Linked DNA regions of Homo sapiens: region 2 is linked to region 1. Evidence: chromatin loops called from intact Hi-C (ENCODE). Cell type or tissue: gastrocnemius medialis. All regions are shown on one strand. Links, peaks and the distances in the headings refer to the core of each region. The heading gives the core; the rest is flanking DNA. Region 1 holds the start of KRTAP15-1 (keratin associated protein 15-1). Region 2 has its middle 14 kb from the start of KRTAP21-3.

Region 1 (8,350 bases), core at 110-8,109:
CATTTTACTTATAGTGCTTATTATTTTCCTCTCAGTAACATCAACATGACCAAAAATTACTTATACCTTATGGGGATAAACGGTTTTTTATAATCAAACTTATTGATGACTTCTATGAAGAAGCAAATCAACCTTTGAGTAAGGGATTTCTTTAGTAGTTTTACAATGTAAACTTCAAAGCACTTGTTCAAAAATTTCACCCTTCATTCTTAACTCTTCATGTGCACAAGAGTGACTTAGCTACTTGTGTTATAAGAAATCTAAACTTAAATATGTTAGGCACTCATTTAGCATGTCTACCAAATAAGGATTGTTATTGGGTTATTTCTTCTAATGGTTCAAAGAATTGAAAGAAGGAATAGATATTGAAATTTTTTTTCTGTTCTCAATTGAATTTATAAAATTGGAGCAAGATCAAAGTCCCTTCCAGATTACAAGGTATTTTTCAGATCTTTACAAATACCAGAACTCTCAGTGTCTTAGCCGTTTGATCCAATTTCTAGAAGGACAGGATGAATGAAGCATCAAGTTTTTTTCTTTGTTTTTTTGTTTCTTTGTTTGTTTGTTTGTTTTGGAGATGGAATCTTGCTCTGTCTCCCAGGCTGGAGTGCAGTGGTACGATCTCGGCTCACTGCAAACTCCGCCTCCCGGGTTCAAGCAATTCTCCTGCCTCAGCCTCCTGAGTAGCTGGGATTACAGCCGCCCACCACCATGCCCGGCTAATTTTTGTATTTTTAGTAGAGACGGAGTTTCACCATGTTGGTCAGGCTGGTCTGGAACTCCTGACCTCGTGATATGCCTGCCTCAGCCTCCCAAAGTGCTGGAATTACAAGTGTGAGCCTCCGCGCCCGACCCTTTGAAGCATCAGTCTTATAGGTACAATTATGGTGGTTTTCATTCTACCTAAGCAAGATGAATGAGAAATGGCATTTTTGTTTCATGAACAATTGCTTTGAAAAACTAATGAAATTCTTTCATGTAGAAGTCTACGTTCATAAATAAAATTCTTTGAGTGTTAATATATTTCATTTTGACTGCAGCCTAATTAAGTGTTCTCATTAGAATGGGCACTTGTGACTACACCTATTGCTAGAGTATGTCAGTGTCCAGTATAGAAGGTAACATTCACACACACACGCTCCTCACTGCAAATCACCTGAGCTCAGAACTCCTGTTAACATGTCTTACAACTGCAGCTCTGGAAACTTCTCCTCCTGCTGTTTTGGAAGTTACCTGAGGTATCCAGTTTCCACTTATAATTTGTTCTACCCCAGCAATGCCATCTATTCTCCAAATACCTGCCAACTGGGCTCCTCTCTCTACAATGGCTGTCAGGAGACCTACTGTGAGCCCACCAGCTGCCAGACATCCTGCACTTTGGCCAGATCCTATCAGACATCCTGTTACTGCCCAAAGAATTCCATCTTCTGCAGTCCCCGCCAGACTAACTACATAAGATCCCTTGGATGTGGAAACACTGGCCTTGGATCTCTTGGTTGTGGAAGCACTGGCTTCCAATCTCTGGACTGTGGGTCCAGCTTCTACCACCCAACTACCTTTTCATCCAGGAATTTCCAGGCAACTTGTTACTAACCAGCCTTTGGGTCTCGCCTTTTTGGATCATCTTACTGAATATTCTCCATTCTCTCATGATTATTTCTGTACTCTATGGAACTGCAACACTCAGCCTGTCCAATATCTGTGATTGTTGACCATCTACATCAGTAGGACTCAGCATCCTAGCCCTCTTGGAAGTATATGATTGAACACGGACAAATTAATCTTGACCTAGGACCCTTCCTAAATCTGACAGGAGATATATCTTGAATTTCAATTTTTGTGCCAATGCTCAGGATCATTTCTGTTATCATCTTTCTAAAATCCTTCTCTCATTATTTTCCCAGAACTCTTCCACTCAAATATATTTCAAATAGTTACAATATTTTAAATAAGCTTATTTCTTTGGCATGAATTCTGGCATTCCATTTTATTTTGTTAATACAATACACTTAGGCTGGGCATGATGGCTCACACCTGTAATCCCAGCACTTTGGGAGACTGAGGCTGGCGGATCACTTTAGGTCAAGAGTTTGAGGCCATCCTGGCCAACACAGTGAAAACCCATTTCTACTAAAAATACAAAAATTAGCAAGGCCTGGTGTGCACCTATAATCCCAGCTACTCAGGAGGCTGAGGCAGGCGAATCACTTGAATCTGAGAGACGGAGGTTGTAGTCAGCTGAGATCATGCCACTACACTCCAGCCTGGGCAACAAAGTGGGACTCTGTGTCAAAAAATAAATAAATAAATAAGTAAAAATGATACATTTAGTGAATTCATCCCATATCTTCAACTGTCTTCCTTAGGTACACTTTTTGTTTGTTTCATATGTTTTATTGATATTTTGTTGAATAGAAAACAAAGTGCAAAGAAAATTTAAATATATAACCTATCACATGTTTTAAGAGATTTAAATCCCCTCATAAGTGCATTTTTTATATATTTGCTTCAGAAAATTTTGTTTTAGTCTTTCATTGAAAAAAAATTTATTGAGGTCCTATTATATACCAAGCATTACGCTGAACAAAGACACAAATTCTCTGCTTCAGGAAGTTCCCACAAATACAATTATAACTTATATGGCAAATGGAATAATGGGGTGAAGACAAGATTCAGTGGGAACACAAAGAAGAACTTCAAAAACACTCAGAGAAAATAATATAAACCCATTATTGAAAATAGAGTAAATAAGTTACACTTAATTTTAGAATAACAAATCTTACTGATCTATTGTGTCCATTGCAGTCCCTTGAAAAGCAGCTGCCAAATGGGATTAAACATAAAAAAGATTTATTGGTGAAAATGCCAGTGATAGATAATGGGGAGGTAGTTGGAGAGGTCTGGGAGAGCCATACTACTGTGGAGTATGTCTAGCCTCAGTGAAGGACAGAGGGAACTAAGTTTGGTCTAGAAGAAACTTCTTTAAGAAACTCCCCATCGGGCGTGGTGGCTCATGCCTGTGATCCCAGCGCTTTGGGAGGCCGAGGCGGGTGGATCGCGAGGTCAGGAGATCGAGACCACCCTGGCTAACACGGTGAAACCCCGTCTCTACTAAAAATACAAAAAATTAGCCGGGCCTGGTGGCGGGTGCCTGTAGTCCCAGCTACTCGGGAGGCTGAGGCAGGAGAATGGCGTGAACCCGGGAGGCAGAGCTTGCAGTGAGCCAAGACAGTGCCACTGCACTCCGGCCTGGGCGACAGAGCGAGACTCCGTCTCAAAAAAAAAAAAAGAAAAGAAAAGAAAAGATAAGAAAAAAAAAGAAACTCCTTTAGGGCAATTCTAAGAAAGTTTTGGCAAGTCACCCATCAAAGGAGCCTTACATATCACCAAAATGGGCCTGCCTTAGCATCCTTGCCAAGAGTATTTACTAACAAGAATGGATGACAGCACAACCTTGGCACAGAAGTGATGGTAGATTCAAAGACCAACTGCTGTAGCTGTCAATCAGTCAGTAATGCTCCCTGAAGCAGAAGATTTAAGAGGTACATTTGCATAGCTTCCATCTTCATGATATTTATTCTGATCCTAAGTAAGCTCAGCACTGATAAACAGTGGTAAAATAATAAATAATAACTTGGAATTTTTCATGTTTTTCTTACTTTGATCAAAATGTCAATTATTATGTCAGACCCTATAGAGGACCCACTGAATGAAAATCTAACCCTACTACTGAGTAAGAGAAAATCAAGAATTATTAGATGGTTATCTTTGATTTTAATTGATGCATTAAGCAGACAGGACTCAGGACACAATTAGGAAACTGCTTCATTTTTTTTTAACACCACTGAACTTCACACTTGAATTTAGAGCTCTAGCTTCCCTGAATCCCTGAACAACACAATGGGTAGATCTATGATCACATTAAGATATTAAGAAAAATTTTCATTTCACGTTAGTAATCCAAAGTTGCATAATTACAAAACCAGTCTTACAGCCACAATAAAAGCTTCTCCCTTTCCCCTCAGTTTAGGCCTGTCATGTGTTTCCAAAGGCCACCAGTGGTTTAAAGAAGATTTTTTTTTTTTTTAAATTTCCATACTCCACCTTGCCTTCCATCAATGTACTGCTCCTTGTTTCCCTTTGATTCAAACATACACAATGGGAGGAAAGAAAATGACAACCAGGGCCATCTTCCTCAACATGATGCTTTAGGCCACCTGTGTCAACATGGACTTTGTTGTTTGCCTCTGAAAACTTTTACTGGGAAGAGATAATAACAACCAATAGCTCATTTCACTGCATGCTTCAGGAAATTCCTATAGATTAATTTGTTGGAGCCAATAGCCCAAAGACCTGAATAAACAGTTCCCTAATTAAGCAACAGTTTATGTATCAAGAAACTCATGTCAGCTTCCTCTCTGAAAGACCCACCTTGAACCAGCTCAGCCCAGAATCTCATTTCTAACACCTCCCTGTGGAAACACAGACAAGACTTACAGTAGCATTCTTCTTTGTGGCAGGGAGCTCAAATATACTTCATTTCGTCTTAGCAGATTTTCTGGTGATCTTACAGGTTTTTCAATAGGGACATTAAGGTTTGTGCATTTAGCTAGGACCCAATCTTTGCCATTGAATATCCTCTGTTATTATGCACTCTGAACTGAGCATGTAATGTTTGTGCCCTTCCTCCAAATTCATATGTTAAAATCCTAATTCCCAATGCAATGGTATTTGGAGAAGAGGCCTTTGGGAGGTAATTAGCTTATGAAAATGGAACCTTCATGTGGAAACTAGTGCCTTTATAAGAAAAGACACAAGAGGTTTGCTTCTGGTCTCTGTGCTCTCTGCTACGTGAGGACACAGAGAGAAGGTGGTCATCTGCAAACCAGGAGGAGAACCATCTCTAAAAACCAAATCGGACAGTACTTTGATCTTGTACTTCCCAGCCTCCAGAACTGTGAAAAATAAATTTCTCTTGTTTGAGTCTCCCAGTATATGGTATCTTAGTCTGAACTGACTAAGACACCACAGGTGTCTGAATATTGGTTCTTTTCCTAGTGGAGACTTTGGTGTGTTTTCTAGAAACCATCTTATTCCCACCCCAGCCCATTCTCCCTGGAATCCCTGAACTGAATATTGCCTGACAGAGTTAGCACACCCTTCCATGACTTCTCCCTGTATCCTCATCCCGAGTTCCCTCCTGCTAGGGCTCCATCCCAGCCAGCTTTCTTCTGCTAGAATCCATTTGTCCTGGAGGTGGCCCTCTTGGCCCATAGGAAACACACACTCACAGCACTGCCCATGGAAGTGTGATTTGGTCCTAGAGCAGGTGTCTTCCACCCAGCTAATTCTAATGGCTCACTGCTTTAAGAGTATGCTAGTATAGTCTCAAAACTCCAGGAGATACAGAAATACTCAATTTTCTGCCTTGTCTTCTTGGTGGGCAAACAATTCCAGAGACATGTCATTTTCTTTTATTAGTGTGACACTTTTAGTAAATGCATCCTGTACTTATTACTATTTTCATTAGGTAAGCTTGTTTTCTTAGCTTTATGTGTTTCTTCTTCTTTTTTTTTTTCTGGAAAGAAAATGGAGTTGAGAGAGGAGTTGAAACATGACATTTCATGTCTTGAGAGATTTATATCCCATCATAGAGCATTTGATCATATAATTGCTTTAGAAAATGTTATTTTCAGTTAGGGATTCATTGAACAAACATTTGTTGAGTTCCTATAATATAAAACATTCTTATTATAGAGAATGAGACTACCTTCTGTCATTCTAGCCAGCCACCACACTGTCTATGAATGGGCCTCATCACCTTCTCTCCCTTCCCAAAGAGAGGGAAGCCAGGGATATATGTATTTCTCTTTGTGTGTCACATGGGTAGTATTATCCCACAAGAATAAAACTTATTTCAGAGTAAACCTCGTTCTTTTATGAATGTCTAAATTGCACTCAAGGGGTATAAGGCTCAGGAAAGCTGTAAAGCTGTCAAGGCCATCTCTAATCATGGGAATGTGACTAGGACTGGGATTTATTGTCATTTACCAATATTTGCCCTCAGCTTTGGGGACTCTACCAAATTTGTGACTTATGTGAAAAGCACCTGTAAAATTATTTTACATAAAGATAAAAGAAAGCTCATTATATAAGCTCAATAATGAGAAAGTGACATGAGTAACTACACTCCTATATGAAATACCCTGGATATTCACAAATAAAGAATCATGGTGAATATAACCATACTGTCACAGAATAAATGATTTTCTACAGAGCTTTTCTTCTAGATCAGGAGTTGAAAAATGATGGCTGGTGGGCCAAATCCAGCTACTACCTGTTTCTATATATGAAATTGATCGGAACACAGCCACAAGCATCCATTTACATATGGTCTATTCTGACTTTCATGCTACAGTGGAAGAGTTGAGTGGTTCAGACAGAGACCATATGTCCCTTAAGGCCTTAAATATTCACCATCTAGCCCCTTTCAGAAAAAAATAAAAAAGTTTACCAACCTTTGCTTTAACATGATGGAACTTGCTTCAAAATTGTTACCATAATGCTCCAATTTCTGGTAACTATAATAAAGGAACATCAGTTAATTCTTCTCACTTCTTTTCTTTGGCTTCATCTACACTTTGTAGCATCAACTGGAGCCTCAACATCAGAATAAATGGCTACTGTGTTCTTTTAAAATTTGAAGTGAACAAACATCAACAAAATGTTTCACAGATTCTCAAAGTTTTTCCATTTGACTGAGAGTGTTGAGTTTTGTGATGAATAAACAGAACTCCTTCTAGGTTTCACAAATTATAATAATATGAATAATATCCAGTATTTATTATTATATAGCAAGTGCACAGTGTGAATCATTTAATCTCCAATCAATGCTGTAAGGCAAGTTCTAGTATAACCTCCATTTTACAGATGAAGAAATTGCAGCACAGGCAGGTTAAATATACTTTCCAGCAAAACAATGCGGCCAAGTGATGGAGGCTGCAACCACATTTGGTTTACCTCTGGAACATGTGCTCATAACTAGGAGATTGTCTTATTAACTTTTTATATTTCTCTGACATGATAAATGGCTAGTTAATGAATTAGGGAGGAAATTGATGAACAGATTTTGCCATTCTGTACTTACAGAGCACTGAAGCTCATAGCCACATTGTCAAATGTTTATCTCAGTCTTTCCCTAAAGGGATGTCTCCTATTTACACTCCAGTCTGTGAAGGATCCTTTGCTTTTCTGACTGGTGTCATCTACAACATGTTATTTTGTCCAGAAACTTGCCTCATACCTTTAGCTTTGGCTCAAGGGAAGATACTCATAGCCTAAGATGCAGAAGAAAATATCTGACTACCTGAGTTCCAGATTCCCTCTGTTTTGCCATTTCTGAAGGACCATTAAGTCAGCTGTCTGTGTTTCAATGAAAAAGCAACTCTTTTCAATTATGTAGAAAGATGAAGAGAGAATAGAATATTGAATTGGCAGCCTAGAGACAACTTCTAGAGCTGAATCCATCATTCCCTATGTAAACTTGGGCAAATTATCTTATCTCCTTGAGCCTCAGTTTCCTTATTTGTTAAGTGAGAATGTTGTATTGATTAATTTTTAAGGTATCTGTTGTTTAACTTTAAAATTAGAAATAGAATTCACATTTTTAAAAGTATGACTTGGTAGTTAAAGAAAACTAAAATAATCAGGCACAGAAATGATTTTAATAGATTTTTTGACATTATGAAGGTAATACACTTGTCCCTATATACGTAAAGCAATTTATTGCAAATATATTTTGTGTATTTATTTTTATCTATGTATAAATACTTTCAGGATTTTCCAGTGATCTTGTTAGGTCATAGAAGTTGTTCACCACCACAGCCTTCTTTCTCTCACTTTCTTAGCCTATGGGCCCTCTACTCAGGGTTCCCCCAGCACTTTCAGAGTTTGATGAAATACTACACCTGGATGGAGTATGGAGTCTGACTTCCTGAGTGCTTCCCCAAAACATGCTTCAACCGGAAATGTGGTTGAATTACCCTTACAGTGAACCTGATCAGTGGTAACAGGAGATGCTAGAACAGGAAAAGACAAGTTTCCCCTTTCCTCCCTATCCCATCAATTACTTTGAGGTGTATTTTTTCTTTGCAACCCCTCCAGAGAAGTCGGCAATGTTTAACGAGCATGCCTGCCAAGTGGCTTGCCTTATACCTCATTATGAAGTGATACTCAGGGCCACTAACACATCGCACAGCATTGCATTGCATTTTGCTTGCTGCACTTCCATGCTCCATTGCTACAGCCTTGCACTTCCCAAACAGGGTTAGTCCTTAATGATCACCTCAGG
Region 2 (8,350 bases), core at 269-8,268, 290 kb after region 1:
CACGATCAAGTCAGCTTCATCCCTCAGATGCAAGGCTGGTTCAACATACGCAAATCAATAAACGTAATCCTTCACATAAACAGAACCAATGACAAAAACCACATGATTATCTCAATAGATACAGAAAAAGCCTTGGATAAAATTCAACACACTTCATGCTAAAAGCACTCAATAAACTAGGTATTGATGGAATGTATCTCAAAATAATAAGAGCTCTTTATGACAAACCAGCAGCCGATATCATACTGAATGGGCAAAAGCTGGAAGCATTCCCTTTGAAAACTGGCAAAAGACAAGAATGCCCTCTCTCACCACTCCTATTCAACATAGTGTTGGAAGTTCTGCCCGGGGCAATCAGGCAAGAGAAAAAAATAAAGAGTATCCAAATAGGAAGAGAAGAAGTCAAATTGTGTCTGTCTGGAGATGACGTGATTGTACATTTGGAAAACTGCATCGTCTCAGCCCAAAAACTCTTTAAAGTGATAAGGAACTTCAGCAAAGTCTCAGGATACAAAAATCAATGTGCAAAAATCACAAGCATTTCTATACACCAATAATAGACAGAGAGCCAAATCATAGTAAACTCCCATTCACAATTGCTACAAAGAGAATAAAATACCTAGGAATACAACTTAAAAGGGATGTGAAGGACCTCTTCAAACAGAACTACAAACCACTGCTCAAGGAAATCAGAGAGGACACAAACAAACGGAAAAACCTTCCAGGCTCATGGATAGGAAGAATCAGTATCGTGAAAATGGCCATACTGCCCAAAGTAATTTATAGATTCAATGCTACCCCCATCAAGCTACCATTGACTTTCTTCACAGAATTAGAAAAAACTACTTTAAATTTCATATGGAACCAAAAAAGAGAGTATATAGCCAGGACAATCCTCAGCAAAAAGAACAAAGATGGAGGCATCACACTACGTGACTTCAAAGTACACCACAAGGCTACAGTAAACAACACAGCATGGTACTGGTACCAAAACAGATACATAGACCAATGGAACAGAACAGAGGCCTCAGAAATGATGCCACACGTTTACAACCATCTGATCTTTGACAAACCTGACAAAAACAAGCAACGGGGAAAGGATTCCCTATTTAATTAATGGTGTTAGGAAAACAGGCTAGCCATATGCAGAAAACTGAAACTGGACCCCTTCCTTACACCTTACACAAAAATTAACTCAAGACGGATTAAAGACTTAAACATAAGACCTAAAACCATAAAAACCCTAGAAAAAAATCTAGGCCATACCATTCAGGACACAGGCATGGGCAAAGACTTCATGACTAAAACATCAAAAGCAATGGCGACAAAAGCCAAAATTGACAAATGGGATCTAATTAAATTAAAGAACTTCTGCATAGCAAAAGAAACTGTCATCAGAGTTAACAGGCATCCTACAGAATGGGAGAAAGTTTTTTCAATCTACCCATCTGACAAAGAGCTAATATCCAGAATATACAAGGAGCTTAAACAAATTTACAAGAAAAAAAAAACATCAAAAAGTGGGTGAAGGATATAAAAAGACACTTTTCAAAAGAAGACATTTATGCTGCCAACAAACATATGAAAAATAGCTCATCATCACTGGTCATTAGAGAAATGCAAATCAAAACCACAGTGAGATACCACCTCATGCCAGTTAGAACGGCAATCATTAAAAAATCAGGAAACAACAGATGCTGGAGAGAATGTGGGGAAATAGGAACGCTTTTACACCGTTGGTGGGAGTGTAAATTAGTTCAACCATTGTGGAAGATAGTGTGGCAATTCCTCAAGGATCTAGAACTAGAAATACCATTTGATCCAGCAATCCCATTACTGGGTATATACCCAAAGGATTATAAATCATTCTACTATAAAGACACATGCGCAAGTATGTGTATTACAGCACTATTCACAATAGCAAAGACTTGAAACCAACTCAAATGCCCATCAATGATAGACTGGATAAAGAAAATGTGTCACATATACACCATGGAATACTATGCAGCCATAAAAAAGAATGAGTTCATGTCCTTTGCAGGAACATGGATGAAGCTGGAAACCATCATTCTCAGCAAACTAACACAGGACAGAAAAACACACCACATGTTCTGACTCACAAGTGGGAGCTGAACAATGAGAACACATGGACGCAGGGAGGGGAACGTCACATACCAGGGCCTGTCGGGGCTTGGGGACTAGGGGAGGAATAGCATTAGGAGAAATACCTATTGTACATGATAGGTTGATGGGTGCAGCTAACAACCATGGCACATGTATACCTATGCAACAAACATTCACGTTCTGCACATGTATCCCAGAAATTAAAGTATAAAAAAAATTAGTTTTAACTAACATCCAAAATGGATTAACAGTTCATCAATTAAAAAAGTCTTTGCAACATGAATGAATACTTTTCATCTTCTTTAAACTAATCATGTGAATTCACAATATGCACTCTCCCAGCAGTTTTAGAATGAGCACTACTTAGTGAAGGGTCTTTTGAAATATAATTGTAACTATATGTAAAATACAACTGTTTTCTATAACATTTTACCTTTTTGCCTATATAATCAAAATGAAAGTATTATTTATGTGCTCAGTTTCACAAGTTTGGAAGCTTTCCTACCTTTTCCTGTGATCTATAGATTACTCAAACTCTTCAGAATTGTCTCTTCCTTGAAGTCTTTGAAGCTATCTGGATAGCTTTTAGGGGTAGGTGTAGAACAATTTCCTCAAGAATTTCATAGATACTAAACTACATATATTTCCTATCTATTTTAGCAACATTCAGCAATTTAGGTCTTCCTGGAGAAAATACATTTTTCTAGATTTTAACATTTTTAACATAAATCAATAGAAAGTATTACCCAATAGCTTTGACTTCTGTGTCAGCTGGCTTTGTCTTCTTATTTATCCCTAATTTGTGTGCTTGCCTGTTTTTTTCCTTCTTTGAAAAACCACTTAGATATTTATCACCAAGGTACAAAAAGCTCTTGGATTTATTATACTTTATACTGCTTTTCAGTTTTCTATTCATTAATTTTAGCTAAAATTATTTTCTCCTGCTTTTTTTGTCTATTTTTTCTTTATATAAATTTTCAAATTCAGTAGCTTTTTGTTCCATTTTTACATTTATATAATAAGAATGTAATAAAGGCGCTTAATTCTATAACTTTCCTGTAAATACAGCTTTGGCAATATACCAGAGGTTTTTATATGCAGTCTCCTTGCTTATTAAATTTTAATTTATTTTCTTCTTTGACTACAAAATTGTTTATTCTCACATTTTTTAACACTATTTTTCTTCTGTTATTTATTTCTAGCTTTCTAATATTGTTCCCAGTGTCTATAACCTACACTAATTCTATCTTTTGGAATATATTGATGTTCAATTAAAAAAAAAAACCTTACAAGTGCTTAAAAGAAGGTGATTTTCTGTAGTGCATGGAGTTTATTACATAGTTTTGAAATCTTTTTAATTTCCCATTCATTTATCTGTGTTCAATGTAATCTTTTAAGGACTAAAGGAGGCAATTAGTTTCACACTAGTACTGATTTTCTGCCAATATCTCTAGATACAACATTTACTTTGGTTTTGACTTTATAGATTTCAATACTATGTCACTTGTTGAGTTACATTTCAGTAAAATATAAGCCTCCTTTGTAATTGTTTAAACATGTTACATTTATTTAAAGTTTCATATTAAATTTGCAAACATTTTTATATTTGTTCCATTTGATAACTAATCTTCACATTTAATTTTTAACTTCTGATTTATTTTTACATGTGAGTCTCATAGAAATTATGTAATAGTATTTGTAGTTTGCTTTTGTATTTACTCAATTTATGTATTTATTTGAAAAGCTAAATTTGTCATGTATATTTGTATCTTACTTCTGTCTCTTAATATAACATTTTGTTTTACATCCTTCCTTTTTGTGTCCTTTATTTTCTCTATTTTGTTTTATAGTCTGGGTTTCTTCTATTTCCGACATCCCCAAATTACCTTTATTTTTATTGTTATATTCACTGAACATTTTCCTAGTTTTCTAATTATTTTTACTCTTAGCACTTAATTTATTTCTTTAGGTTTTAGACATATGTTAATTATCTATACTAAACTGTATGTTTAAATGGTTTTAATACTTAACATTACCCCTTGGAACCAAAACTCTCCTATTTATCAATTATTTGTTCCTATTCAACCTTCAGTTGAGTAGTGTATATCTTCAAGTAGTTTTGGGGTTTTTTTAATTGTTTTACCTTGCTTTGTTTTTCCATTTTCCAAGTTACATTAGTAATCCTTCCTGGAGGTTTGCATATTTGAAAATAATTTAATGTTATCTCAATCTATGAACAATATTGGGGTAAGGTTAAAATTCTTGATGTAGCAACTCTTTTCCTCAAGATATTGTAGTTGATATTCTATTTCCTTCTGATTTCCTAGCTATGGAAGAAAAGGACAGAATTGTTACTGTTCTCTTTAGATGGCTCTCCCTAGTCCCATGTAGGTTTCGGTTTATTCATGAAGTTCAATAATCCTGGTAAGTTATGTTTTGTTGTTTCTGCTTTTCATTTATCTTGATGAACATTGACAACTCTTGTTATCAGTAGATTTAATTTTTTCAATTTAATAAAATTTTCACCTACTGTACCATTTAATGTTTTTGTTTCTTTTTTTTTTCAATTGTTTTCATTGAAGATACCTGTTATGCTTGTTTTGGAGTGCCGTCATCTTCTGGACAACATCTAATTGGATGCTACCACCTTCTGGTCACTTTGTTCACCATGACTATTTGTTGGATTCAATATTATATTTTTCATGTCTATCCTCTATCACTGATACATTTTTATTCATATTATTTTCTTTCTTTCTTCACTTTAAAATCTTTTCTGATATTATTTCTTCCCTCACTTTATTTTCTAATTCTACCAATACCTTTTCTTATCTCAATATAGTGACTTATTTAATTTGGTATTGAGTTGATCTTCTTAATTTTTTTTTGGTATTAAGCAATACATTCTAAATTTTTCTTCTGGTTCCTAGTGTAAATCATTTTCAGAAATATTGTTCTGTGTATGTTTTTAGTAATATATTAATCTTCTTTGTTGTTGCAAAACATTTACAACAGTCCCATGCTGTGGTGTGTTTTTTATTCTTTTTGGGAAAGTTCATTCAAGGTTACTATCTTTCATTAAGTCTTTTTTGTTAATCTGGGAAATACCCGAATCCATTCCATCTCCATATCTGGATTAAAACCTGCAATTTCACCACCATCTTATTCTGAATTTTTTCCTTTTCCTTTCCTTCGGTGCTTTGAAATAGCTCCAACTATGCCAAAGATATTTTAAAAATAAATGACTTACTTCACAAAAATACAGATATCTATATATTTGTGGAAAAGGCTGATTGGCTTAGGTAAAATTGTTACTAATTATGCAATTTGTACTAAATGGAATTTAAAAATCAATGGTAAAACCCAGGAAACTTGTAAAAGACCTTAGATTTAGAAATATTTGCTTGAGGCAATTCGCTAGGCTTCTGAGGGCGAATATTTCAAATCATGTTATTGCTACTGCAGTCTCTCTTCATCACCATACTAAAGGTGTCTATAAGCCATTATTTCTTATCACAAAAGCTGCCAATATAAAAATCAAAGCACAACAAATAGCAAAACACACTGTGTCTCCTGCTGTAAAACCTGCTGTGGATGCAGATGTGTGTCCACTTTGAAGTGTCAAGAACTAACCAGAAATTTTGAAATGTTTGTGAATAGATGCTTAATTTTACCTAAAACCAAATAAGCAATACTGTAGTTGATTCGCTTATAAAAGGTAACCTATTATTGGCTTACAACCAATAAATGATTATGTTATAAAAGGTAATCATTCATTGGATTACAACCAATAAATGTTCTAAGATATACAAAAAGCAGACTTCCTATCACAAAGGAAACTTTATTAGAAATCTCATTCTAAGCTCCTATTCTTAGAATATTATGATCACAACAATGCAGAATCAACAAATACAAGTGGTTTTTTTTCTGAGTGTCTGAGTTTTTATGTCTTCCAAAAATAAGGTATAAATTCTAAAAACTGAAATCTTTTCATTGATTTGCAAGTACTTAACAATAAAATGTTTGAAAGTGACTCTCAAACTTGTATGGAGAGGAAGAGTATTTACATGCAAGGACAAAGAAGGAAACTATATATAAGAAGATGAAGTCAAATATACAGAATGTGTTGGAATTCACAATCTGGGATAAAAATAACTGGCACCTTAGGTCACTAGATAGTCTATAGCCAGAGCAACTAGAACTGTATGGACGTCAAGAGAAGACTCCTACCCCACAGACTCAACAGGAGCCAGAGGCATCACTTTCACCAGCACTGCACAAGCACGCTGGTTGGTTTCCACACCTCTCTGCCAGCAACAACCGTAAAAACTGTTACCTGTCTGATGATAAATAAAATTAAAATAGTATGGATTTTTTTATTTTGAATTTTCCTAACTACGAGTGGATTTGAATATCTTAATATGTTTGGACTATTGTACTTCTCTTACATAGAATGTCTACTTATAATCATCTGCCTATTTTTCTATTGAGTTATATAACTTTCTATATATTAAGACATTAATATTCCTGTATTATCCCCATTCGTCTCTGGGTTTCTGTTCATGATAGAGGTCTCCATTGTGTGTGTGTATATGGACGTGTGTGTGTATAATGTGTGTGCATTTGTGACTGTGTTGTGTGTGGATGTGTATGTGTACTCCCTTGGTTTTTCTTTTTTGCAGAGGGCTTTTTTAATTTTCATTTTGCTTTGTTTGTTTTTTCACTTCACTTTTTATACTTAAACTGTTAATATTTCTGCAATACTTTTTACAGATAGTTTAACTGAAGATCCACTTTTATTGTTTTCTAGATGGACGGTCAGTTGTATTGGCACTATTTCTCAAATAATTTTTTTTCACCATGTTGTACTATGAAGTTTACCTTATGTTATATTCTCAAAAGTACTCAGATGTGTTTCTAAATTCTTGTTTATATTCCTTTTTATTTTTCTATTCTTAAACCAAAACAATATTCTCATTTCTCATGAGAGAAAATTTTCCCTTGAGTCCTGATAATGTATTTTATGCACATTTTGAATAATTTTATTGAATAAAGAATCCAGTAGATGTCTTAATTTACGTATCAATTTAGAAGATTTAAATTTTATGATAGATCTTTCCGGTCAAGATTACATCTGCATTTCCATTTCTTCAGCTTTTTATTTTCTTTCATAAGATATTCTATTATAGTATTGTGCAAATTGAATAAGTCTTTGAAACTTTCTTTCTAGCTTTTCCTGAGCATTGTATAGTTATAGCACATTATCAGAATCATCTCCATTTCTAAATGTAGGTAAGCAGAAAATCTTTTTAAACTTATTTTTCTGGTGTTCATACATCTTACAAATTTTCTGATTAATTTTGCTATATTTGTTTTACTTTAATAGCTTGAGTTTTCTTTGCACACAAAGATATAATCAAAAAGATCATTTCTTTTTTCCAATGTTTTTGCCTATTATTTTATTTTCTTCTCTCTTTGCACTTGATAATGATGTTGGCAGCTGCTAACCCTGTCTGCTTCTTAATAATAACTAAAATTGCTTTATTATTTGGCTGAAGTAGATAAAAACATGCTGCTTTTGCTATTTGGTTAAAATCCTTTATTATATTTAAACAATTTTCTTCTATTGTATTTTATTTCAAATATTTCAAGGTAAGAATTATTTAACTCTATCAAAGACTTTTTCTCACCTAAATATGCAATCTGAGCCAATATTTGAAGCTTACATGTCACTTACAATCTTCAGAATTTTGAAAAAGGATGGCACATATCAATTTTCAGAAAACAGCTATTGTTGTTATGAAGATTTTCACTTTAATCAAGGATATCTGTGTTTTGTTTGCCACATAATATTAATCTTAGAAAAATGTGTGCATTTCTGCAGTAGAAATCTACTCATCTCAAAACATGTCCTCAATGACAAATTTTCATGATAAATTTGTAATAGTGTTGCAATGTCTAATTGCATTGATTTACATCCCAGTCGCATTTTATATCTCTTGATCTTACAGTAAATTTAACATTCTGATTACTGGTACTGCTTCTCCTGTCTTCAGAATATCCCAAGTAGTAATTTTCAGACTTATTTTCAAATCCTTGCTTGTCAGCATTTGCCACAATTAGAATATTGCAAATATTTAAGGAATACTGTTTTGTTTTTTGTTTTTTTCTATTTTGGAGCCCTTCTTTCATTTTAGTTACAATTATTTCCCAATGAAAATTCATTTCC

Evidence for each region. A loop is a pair of places that touch in the nucleus more often than their neighbours do. Peaks named below come from ENCODE experiments on the same cell type or tissue, not always from the same donor. Only the 100,000 strongest peaks of a DNase experiment are listed, where the experiment ranks them.
Region 2: it touches region 1 in a loop (9-fold over the local background); 28 of 110 quality-filtered maps call a loop at or near these places.

What each region holds. Positions count from the first base shown.
Region 1 is chr21:30,439,149-30,447,498 of GRCh38, forward strand. KRTAP15-1 (keratin associated protein 15-1) reads left to right here and starts at 1,127. Exons shown (of 1, transcript NM_181623.3): 1 at 1,127-1,721. The coding sequence starts at 1,180. The coding sequence ends at 1,593. All of the region lies in intron 3 of LOC105372772 (a long non-coding RNA gene), which reads right to left. In gastrocnemius medialis, for the core only: no CTCF peak of the experiment used is centred there; no DNase peak of the experiment used is centred there.
Region 2 is chr21:30,728,466-30,736,815 of GRCh38, forward strand. No RefSeq gene overlaps it. Among named protein-coding and RNA genes, the nearest start is that of KRTAP21-3, 14 kb to the left of the region's middle. In gastrocnemius medialis, for the core only: no CTCF peak of the experiment used is centred there; no DNase peak of the experiment used is centred there.